Regions from separate parts of the Mus musculus genome. Here region 2 is linked to region 1. The links are chromatin loops, found by intact Hi-C in ENCODE. Cell type or tissue: left cerebral cortex. All regions are shown on one strand.

The links. Peaks named below come from ENCODE experiments on the same cell type or tissue, not always from the same donor. Only the 100,000 strongest peaks of a DNase experiment are listed, where the experiment ranks them.
Region 2: a loop joins it to region 1, with 3 times the contacts of the local background. A loop is called at or near these places in 2 of 42 quality-filtered maps.

Annotation. Positions count from the first base shown.
Region 1 is chr5:71,499,988-71,504,987 of GRCm38, reverse strand. Cox7b2 (cytochrome c oxidase subunit 7B2) reads left to right here. Exons shown (of 3, transcript NM_030052.3): 2 at 1,475-1,537. Among named protein-coding and RNA genes, the nearest start is that of Cox7b2, 46 kb to the left of the region's middle. In left cerebral cortex, a CTCF peak has its summit at 2,730 (motif pointing left); a DNase peak (open chromatin) is centred at 2,725.
Region 2 is chr5:71,963,355-71,968,354 of GRCm38, reverse strand. The region is part of intron 4 of Gabrb1 (gamma-aminobutyric acid (GABA) A receptor, subunit beta 1); the gene reads right to left. Among named protein-coding and RNA genes, the nearest start is that of Commd8, 200 kb to the left of the region's middle. In left cerebral cortex, a CTCF peak has its summit at 2,617 (motif pointing right); DNase peaks (open chromatin) are centred at 2,627 and 3,267; H3K27ac peaks cover 591 bases.

The DNA of each region.
Region 1 (5,000 bases):
TGAATGCAAGCACTTTTGTTTTTTTCCTAGTCCTCAAACTGTGTCTGGAACACAGGCGTTTCTTGAAAACTACTGGGTATCTGAGCAGGTGAGTGAGTAGGGAAATGCAGTTGCTCTTTCCTATCTCTGAGTCCTTAGCCCTTTGCTTTCATCCAAGAATCCTAAGTGCTGGCGGAAGTGTAATGGCATCAAGTTTTCAGTTTTGTTAATATCTTGGCTGTGTCTCTGTCATCAACTGAAATGTGACCTTCAGTTGCTAGTATGCCTTTTACTCTCCATTCCAGTCCTAACGGGGACTAACCTCTTCCTTTACATCAACTATCTCCAGATGTGTTTCTAGGATGGACCACCGAGAACACTAGTGCCACTGCTTTGATTTAGCTTTTTGCAGGAACTCACAGCTTTTCCTGTCAGATTATATTCTGTTCTGTGTTGCTTTGGCTGTATGGCACTTTGCTGAAAGTCTCAGGACAAACCCCAAGAAGGATATAAAGTAGGTAATGGCAGTTTTCAGATTCCTCATTCAACATATCTTTCCTATCGAGTCTTCTACTCTGAGGCCAGTGCCTTTCCTGTTTGTTCCGTGTCCTCTTATTTTTTTGCCTGTTCACATTTCCCCACACCATGTTAACATCTGCTTTGTGGAAGAGAGCTTGCTGTCACTCAGGTGGACTTCAGTTGAAACTATTAAGTAGATGTATGCATTTCCTTCATGTTATTTCACTTCAAATCTTTGCTACTTCTATAAAATGAAAATATTTGATTTCCATAGCATAGAGGTATTAGTTTACTCATAAATTGATTTTAGGGCACAAATGTAAAAGAGACACCTCCAAGTTTCCTAAATTTCATCACTATATGAGGTGGATCTTGGCAGTAAATCTTTTTGTTTGTTTGTTTTCGAGACAGGGTTTCTCTGTGTAGCCCTGGCTGTCCTGGAACTCACTCTGTAGACCAGGCTGGCCTTGAACTCAGAAATCCCTCTGCCTCTCTGCCTCTCTGCCTCTCTGCCTCTCTGCCTCTCTGCCTCTCCTCTGCCTCTCTGCCTCTCCTCTGCCTCTCTGCCTCTCCTCTGCCTCTCTGCCTCTGCCGCCCAAGTGCTGGGATTAAAGGTATGTGCCACCACCGCCCAGTGGCAGTAATGTTTAATGCCTGCCTGACTACAGGTGGTATCACTCAGGAGGTTCCTTACAGATAAAACAGTGATCTCAGCTGGGGCTGAGAAACACTTTACAAGCCCCTGTCCCTAGAACCATAGGCAGACAGGCATGACATGACGTCTTGCCCCGTACTTTGCTTACATTTCATGTTTGAGTCATTTCATAAAATTTATGTTTCTTGGGTGCCCTTTGTGTGCAAACATTGCTTTTAATGGAGTACTATTGTGACCCTTTGTGGGTAGCATAGCCTATTTCCCTGTTGTCATTTTCTGTTTCTCTGAAAACTCACATTGATTTTTCTTCTGTGCTTTTAGGCAGCTGAGTCAGAACTTCTGAGGAGAGCGTCTGTTCTTGTCTGTTCTCGACTGACTTTGCAGGTAATGAGAACATTAGAGAAGTGGGTTAGAGCGCTCTAGATTAGGATTCCATTGCAATGTCCTGTTTTGAATAACATTTAGAATAGTGTATCTGCCACATGGCAGTGGTTGTAGCTACCACTTGGTAAGACTGAGGTAGGACAATCATAAATTCAAGGTCCGTCTAGGCTACTGTGTAAATTCCAGGTGTGAATTCAAGTCTGCTAGACCTGCTTACAGAACTTTTTTTTTTTTAACACGTTTCTTAAATTTTATTTCTAGTACTCATGTTTCCTTCCAGTACTTGAGAGTTAGGAAGGTCAGGACTTCAATGCCATCGTTGGCCACAAAGCAAAATTGAGGCAAGCCTTTACATTATGAGACTGTATCTACCAAACCAAAACAACAACCAAAAAATTGTAACACTCTAACAAAAAGTAAGACTATTACAAAGAATACAAGTAAACCAGAAAGTGTTAAGCGCAAATGTGTTGTCGGATATTTGTTCGGATATTTGATCACATTGTGAACCCCAAGATGTGTACTGGACAAACCTTGTTTTGGTGTGGCTCAGTCCTAGCACACAACTTTCATCCAAGAGCTTTCTGTTATTGCTTACAGAACCTTTGAGGGTGAAGCACAGTTAGTTGTACAGTGCTTTCTTCATATTAACACAAACCCACACAAAACACATGCACACACACCCTCTGTCTCTGTCACACACTCACACACATCAAATCATACTTCCTTTTTAAGGGGGGGGGCTGGAAGGAATTAAAAGGTCCCTCTGATAGGGAGTTTTTTTTTTTTTTTAATTTACATTAGTAATATATTTTAAACGTCTGTGCTCATCAAAACATGTTATGTCTTTATGTTAATGGTAATCAGTCTAACTACAGGGAGAATAAGAGGTTGATGTGAGTTAAGTTGACACAATGTTTCCAAAATAAACATTTCCTAGTGGAGAAAAAACTTTCCTTGATAGACTAGCTTCCTAGTGCTAACAGTAGGCTGCAGAAGAAAATCTGTGTGCTGTCAGTGAGCACGTACAAGAGAGGAGCACTTAAAAATAGTTATACAAAGGTTAAAAAATAACAACCAAAAAGCCAAATGACAAAAACAAACAAACAAAAAAACCCTTTCTTTTCAGCCAGCCGAGACCACTAAGTAGAATAAAATGTCATCCATCATTTCAGTGTTAAGAGCGCCCCCTGGTGTGGTCATATAATCATGGTTCTGTGGAATTTACGTGGCTTTTAGAATCTCCTTGTGCTATAAGATAGTGATGATCTTTCTTTTCCTGCTAGCTTGGCCAGCAGGTATATGGTGTATAATTTTCCACAGATGTGCAGTCACACATTTTTCTGGTGTCGATCCCTGCTCAGATATAGGATCAGTTTGAAAGCAGAATATGAGAATATGTGATTTCTAAAGTTCTTTATCTCATGTTAACATGCCATCCATTGTGCAATTATGCATACTGATATTAATTATTAAGGCACAACTTTGGGTGGGGAATAAACCTTGTTATGGGAAATTTCTGTTAACAATTCTGTCTTGGTAAATTGATGGGCATTTTACTAGTTAAACAAGAGAACTCAATTATGTTTATCTTTTAAGAAATTTACCTTGTGAAAAAGACACACATACTGAGACTTTCTTAGGAGCCTGCTGTTTCTCTGCAGCTGCTGAACGTGAAGTGTAAATGCCCTCCATTCTGTACTATGTCCAGGGATCTTAGCCAGGGATCCCCTGCTACCCATTAAGAATGTCATAGCAAATATCTCAGCCCAGACCAGCAGACTACTTACTTCTAACTGCTAGTTTCCTTGTATTTGTTTTCATACTCTTAAAAGGAATTGCATTGTCTTTGTGAGGTTAAATTGCATATATTATACTAAAATACACACGTATAAATTTTTACAGAGGTATTTGCTTTCTCCTATTTTCTCCTTCTATGCTAGAAGTTATTGACAGTTTAAATCATTTCTTATAGGCTTTGTGTCTTCAGTGTGATAATTGCAGGGCTACCGTATAAAGATATCTTTGTTTTTGTCTTTTGTAGATTCCCTTCTCATGTAATTTTGAAGCTATTAGCAAGATAGGTACTTACATTAGCCCCTGATTTGTTGAATAACCCTTTGAGTCCTGGTTTTTATATTTTTTTATATTTTTTGGGCAGGCCACTGACTCACAGGCTTAATCTCATCTTTTAGGAAAGAATCCAGGATGCACCGTTCTGGACATTGATAAAATACAGTGATGGTTTAGGTTCACACTGTGTCAGATTTAGTCAGACTGAGCATTTCTTAATACAGCATGTCTCTGAAGTAGATACTATTATCGAACTCCTGAGTGGAGAAGTCAAGATATCCTGATCAACTACAACTATTCCTAACATGTAACGGGTATTCAACCACAATACTGTATCATTATTAATTTGATTGCAAATAACATTCATGACTCTATCTGTTGATGTTATTTTCCTTAAGGACTAGTAATTCCGTAGTACATAAACATAGATGGAACCAGGATTTTGGAAAGACTAAAGATGCATGCATTTATAGGGAATACAGAGTTAGTTTGGGAACTTAATCTTCAACAAAGCTTTCTCAAACCAGGGGTGGCATGAAGGGATGCACTGTTAGAGATAATAGAAATACGGGATATAGGACATGCATATTTTAAACTGCTGTTGCTTCTTTCTTCCCCAGCGTATCTTTTTTGCTTTCTCTGGCCTTGGGATGTAAATGCAGTTGTTTGCATGCTGCCATTTTCCTTATGTAATCCTGTATTTGCATTGTCTGTGTGAGGCTCCCATCATGTTTCTTATGGGTTTTAGAAAAATATTTTTTACTAATCAGATTTTGCTCTTTCATTGGTGTTGTATTCAAAATGATAAGTCTGTTGTTTCATTGATAGTAGTTTTGAAGGTTACTAAGTAGCTCTCCATGGAAACACAATGTGAAGAAGCCTGCTCTTAGCTTAACAGACGCTAGTGCTGCTTGTTTTCCCCTTTGTCCTCTCGAGTTGCTCTAGGAAGTGGCTTCTTGATGAAAGTACAAAAGCACGTTGTTGGTTGTTTTGGTGCTCTGGACAGTCTTGTAATTTGATATAATTTCTATTTGATATTTGTCACTTGCTTTTTGTTTCTTGTGTTTGTGTGTTCATATTAAAAAACAAAACCGAACAGTAACAATAGTAAGCATTGCCCATGCCATGATCCAGTTACTGTATTTAGGGGCATATATCCAAAGGACTAAAATATACACAACAAAAAGATCCCTGCATCTCCAAGTTTATTGTGACATTCTTCGCAATAGGCAAGTTGTGGAGGACACACAAGTGCACATTTAGATAATCAGCAATGCAAAGGCAGTGTGTGTGGATCATGGGCCTCTCTGTGTCAGGCTGCCGATTCTTTTTGTACTTGAGCTGTTTCAGGGCCTGACATGATGTACCCATAGCTATGCCTGTATCCTTA
Region 2 (5,000 bases), 460 kb before region 1:
CAGTCATTTACATAATATAAATGGTATCTCTTCAAAAATTAATGAATCCCCTGTGTGTTATGAAATTTACCTGGTAGAAAAATTTTCTCCTCCTTCCAAGTGATGATGATGAAAACAAGTGCTCAATTGTTAAATATTTTTGTTTTGCATTTAATCTCTCGATGTGCCACAGTGTTCTTGTTTAGAATACTCTTCCCATCAAGGAACCCGAGGCAGGAGGATTGCTTCCAGTTCAGAACATATTTGGGCTACATAATGAATTAGAGAATAACTTGAACTACACTGCGAGACCTTATTTTAACAAACAAACAAACAAACAAACAAACAAACAAACAAGTGCCCAAGTGATTATCTTTAGAATTAGAAATTTTAGTGAATGCTGAAAAAAGTAGGACCCTTAGCTCTTTAGTACAAATCAATTACATTTAAATCAATTCCTTTTTAAATTAATACAACACATGGATATTGTAAACTTTTTTTTTAAGTTATAAGAAATTCAGTATCCCTGTCTCCCCTTCCATCTCTTGGTTTAGTGCTTCAGAAAAAAATAAATTGTGTTCGCTCCAGACTTGACTCCCAGGGCTCGCTTCCATTCCTCTAAGGATCATGTTTTCCTGAGTATAGTCTACAGCTGGTCATGTGACACCAGCTGAGTGCCCAGCTGTGCAACAAAGGTAGAGTCACTTTTTTATGCTATCTTGGGGTGACATATGCTGCAGCAACTTTCTAAGCCCATATGCAAGGGGCAGCAAATATTTTAACTGTCTGTTGCATTCAATTGGTGACTTGCAGCAAAAAGAGATAGGGAATTTACTCAATTATCCTTCTGAAACTTGATTTTTTAAATTATAAATATATTCTTTATTTACATTTCAAATGTTATCCCCTTTCCTAGTTTCCCCTCTGAAAATCTCCTATCCCCTTCCCCCTCCCCCAGCTCCCCCAACCCACCTACTCCCACATCCTGGTCCTGGCATTCCCATACACTAGGGCATAGAAACTTCATAGGACCAAGGGCCTCTTTTCCCATTGATGACTGACTAGGCCATCCTCTGCTACATAAGCAGCTAGAGCCATGAGTCCCACCATGTGTTTTCTTTGATTGGTGGTTTATTCACTGGGATCTCTGGGGGGTACTGGTTAGTTCATATTTTTCCTCCTAGTGGGCTGCAAACCCCTTCAGCTCCATGGGTACTTTCTCTAGCTCCTTCATTGGGGACCCTGTGCTCCATCCCCACCTGGGGATCCATCCCATAAACAACCACCAAACCCAAACACTAGTGCAGATGCCAACAAGATTTTGCTGACAGGAGCCTGATATAGCTGTCTCCTGAGAGGCTCTGCCAGTGCCTGGCAAATACAGAAGTGGATGCTCACAGCCATCTATTGAACTGAAACTTGATTTGGTTTTTTTTTATTAGATATTTTCTTCATTTACATTTCAAATGCTATCCTGAAAGTCCCTTATTCCCCCCCCCCCCCCGCTCCTGTGTCCTGGTCCTGGTGTTTCTGGTGTTTCCCTGTACTGGGGCATATAATCTTTGCAAGACCAAGGGCCTCTCCTCCCAATGATGGCAGACTAGGCCATCTAGGGAGTTACAAAGTTTGGAGCTGAGACAAAAGGATGGACTGTCCAGAGACATCCCTACCCTGGGATCCATCCCATAGACAGCCACGAAGCCCAGACACTATTGCATATGCCAGCAAGATTTTGCTGTCAGGAGCCTGATATAGCTGTCTCTTGTGAGGCTATGCCAGTGCTTGGCAAATACAGAAGTGGATGCTCACAGTCATCTATTGGATGAAACTTGATTCTTGATAAGCTGAGAAGCCAGGGCATCCTTGGGTAGCATTTGTTTCCCTTTTGGATTTCACTCTTTCTGGGGGGGCTGCAATTTTGTTTTTGCACCATCAAATGGCCTCTAAATGTTTGTAATCTGGGAGAAAATAGGACTCTTTCAATTTGGAAATTTCCTCCAATCTATTAAAGTTATTGATGGGAGATCCCACACTTTTGAAACACTGTCTCCTATATCCCAGCCTGGGCTCAGATTCCTGATTCTTCTGTCTTCACCTCCCAAGTGCTGGGATCATTTTCACTAACTTATTCCACAAACAGAGACTTATAATCTGGGTATTTCACTCCCAGGAAACACTGAAAATATCAAATTCTGCTTACAATAGAGGACCTTGAATATGCAGGTTCATTCAAATACTGTTTACAATAGACAAAATATAGAATGAGCTCATTATCAGAAGAATAAAGGAAATAAAGAAAATGTCATGTGTGTGTGTGTTTGTGTGTGTGTGTAATAGTTTTAACTCACTGTTACAAAAGTATAAAACTCCTGTTTATAGGAAAACAAATAAAACTGGAACTAGTCCTAGTGAAACACCCTAGATTTGAAGGAACTAATATCGCATCTCTGATGTGGAAGTTTGGGAAACCACATGTGCTTAAAAGGAAGTACTGGGAATGTAGAAGATAATCAATAAAGATGAGGAAGAAGATGAGAACGAGCAATAAAGGGAATGAGTACATCTTGTAGGAATAGAAATGTCATAATGAGACCATGTTTGGTTCAAATACAGTAACAAAAATGAGCAATGTCTAGCGCCAGAAGAGGGAGCACTGTGGCCTTGGTTGTCTGGGAAGCCCAATATTGCTATAGAAGCTCTCAAGTCTAGATTTGTCCTCCTCTGGGTCTTGGTACATGAAATTGAGCAAATTATTTAGTCTTCCTTGTTAACCTTCACTCCTCATAAATTGGTACTAAAGTAATGTGAGATGTTGAACAGGCTGGCTAACAGTTAAAAAAAAAGCAAAACAAAAACAAAAAAACCTTACCCAGTTGAGATAACTGAATCACAAGTGTTGGAAATTTAAAAAGTATATGATAAACCTCAGCTACACTCAATCTATGAACCTGACTTGTCGATAATACAATAGGGAAAATTGATTGTTGCTTCTGAGATGAGGGTTGGCTTTGCTCGTTATTATTACTGTTTTTATTTTCTGCTCCTCATTTTCCAAGTCCATGGATGTAAGCCAGGAAGCCTATCCACAGCAACCATGGTAGAACTACACCATTTTCTCTGGGCTAGGGACATCTGTTCATGTGAGGGGCAGGCTGACTTGTCTGTAAGTAAAAATAATAGAGACTTTCTGGGATTGTTAAATGTGGCTGTCTAGAAGACAGATGTCTATTTCTGCATGATCACTTCAGTTGTGGGGACTAGAATTGATCACATTCATGGCAGCAATAAAACTCTCCTTCAAGGCTGTAGTCTACCTAAAACAACCAGGCGGGTGTGACTGGAATAGACTCACTTGTTTAAACTCCAGCGCAGCAGGCAGAACATTGAATAAGGGGTATGGGAATTGAGAGACTTTATTAATAGCTTTTTGTGTAACTTGTTAGAATAGAAATTTACTAGAGTGAAAATATCCCTGGGCTTAGAGGCAAGAGATCAGATGGAGATTTTTTACAATGCACTGGAGTCTCATTCATTTCCAATGCAACAAGACACTTTCCTGGAAAAGAAATTGAATTGCTTTTGGTCACACGTGTATTGGATTTAATTATCACAGTACTTATGTGGAAACTTTATATTATTTTATAAATATAGGTTTAGGATGCTAAAAATGATAACTCAATAGAATAGGGTATTGACTATAACTGAATCCTGAGCTTTAAAGCCTCATTTGTAGTGTATACAATTGCCTACAAAAGCTATATTTGCAGCAACTACTAACTTATTATTCTTTTCACTTTTGAAAGTCTGTATTTTATCCATGGTAGCCGTGTCTCCACGTTTGTTCTCATTGTATGGCAATTACATTTAAATTTAAAGTGCAGCAGAACATATAGTAGCCGAATACAAGGGAGGACTAGATCTAGAAATCAAATACACAGCGTGAGAAATACAATACAAGCAGAGCACGTAAGCGTTAGTTGTGTTTTTTTTTTCTTCTTGAAATGAAAAGCAATATTAACTGGAAAATGTTGTGAGATGATGAATATGTTATTTGGCAAATTATTTAGAACTTCTAATGATATGATAAAACACCACGACTAAAAGCAAGATGGGGATAAAGGGTTTTATTTTGTGTACATGCCTATATCACTGTCCATAATCAAAGGAACCTAGAGGCAGTAATTGAAGCAGAGTCATAGAAGAATGTTGCCCAATGGCTGTCTCTGCTTGCTTTCTCATAGAACCCAGGACCATCAACCCAGGACTGGCACTGATCTCAGTGAGATGGGCCCTCTCCCATCAATGATCAATCGAGAAAATACCTGACAGATTTACCTATAGGCCAGTATTATGGAGGTGTTTTCTCAATTGAGATTCTTTCTTAGCAAATCCACAAACACATTTGGCTTCGTCAGCCTAATCAACACTTTTATATATACTGATAATATTGTCTCATGTACTCTAAATCTATGAAATAAAATTTATTTTTAACAATGTGCAATAGTAAAGATATAACCTAAACTCATTTCTTTTTGGCATGTATATGTCAAAAGATATATATATATTTTATGTGTATGAGTGTTTTACCTACACATATGTGTGTGCCAAATGTTCAAAGTGGCAGGAAGAGGGAACTTGACCTCCTGGAACTGGAATTAGGGACAGCAGTAAGCTGCCACGTGAGTTCTGTGAGTTGAACCCATGGTCTCTGTAATAATATTAAATGCTTTCAATCATTGATTCAGCTCTTCAGTCCTAAGCTTATTTTTGCCAACACAGAGGCCTATGGCTTCTCACGTCACATAGAAAGCTTCCAGCATTGCATGAAAGCGGCATCTCCCCTGAGAGATCACACCCTGCTCAGAACTCAGATGAAAAATCCTTATTACATGAACACAAACAAGCAACATTGTGTGAATTGACACAATCATATTTAGGAATATATGTGTATATGCATACACATACACATATATTCATGCAGTAACAATTAGAGAAAAAAAGAGGCCATAAATATGAAAGAG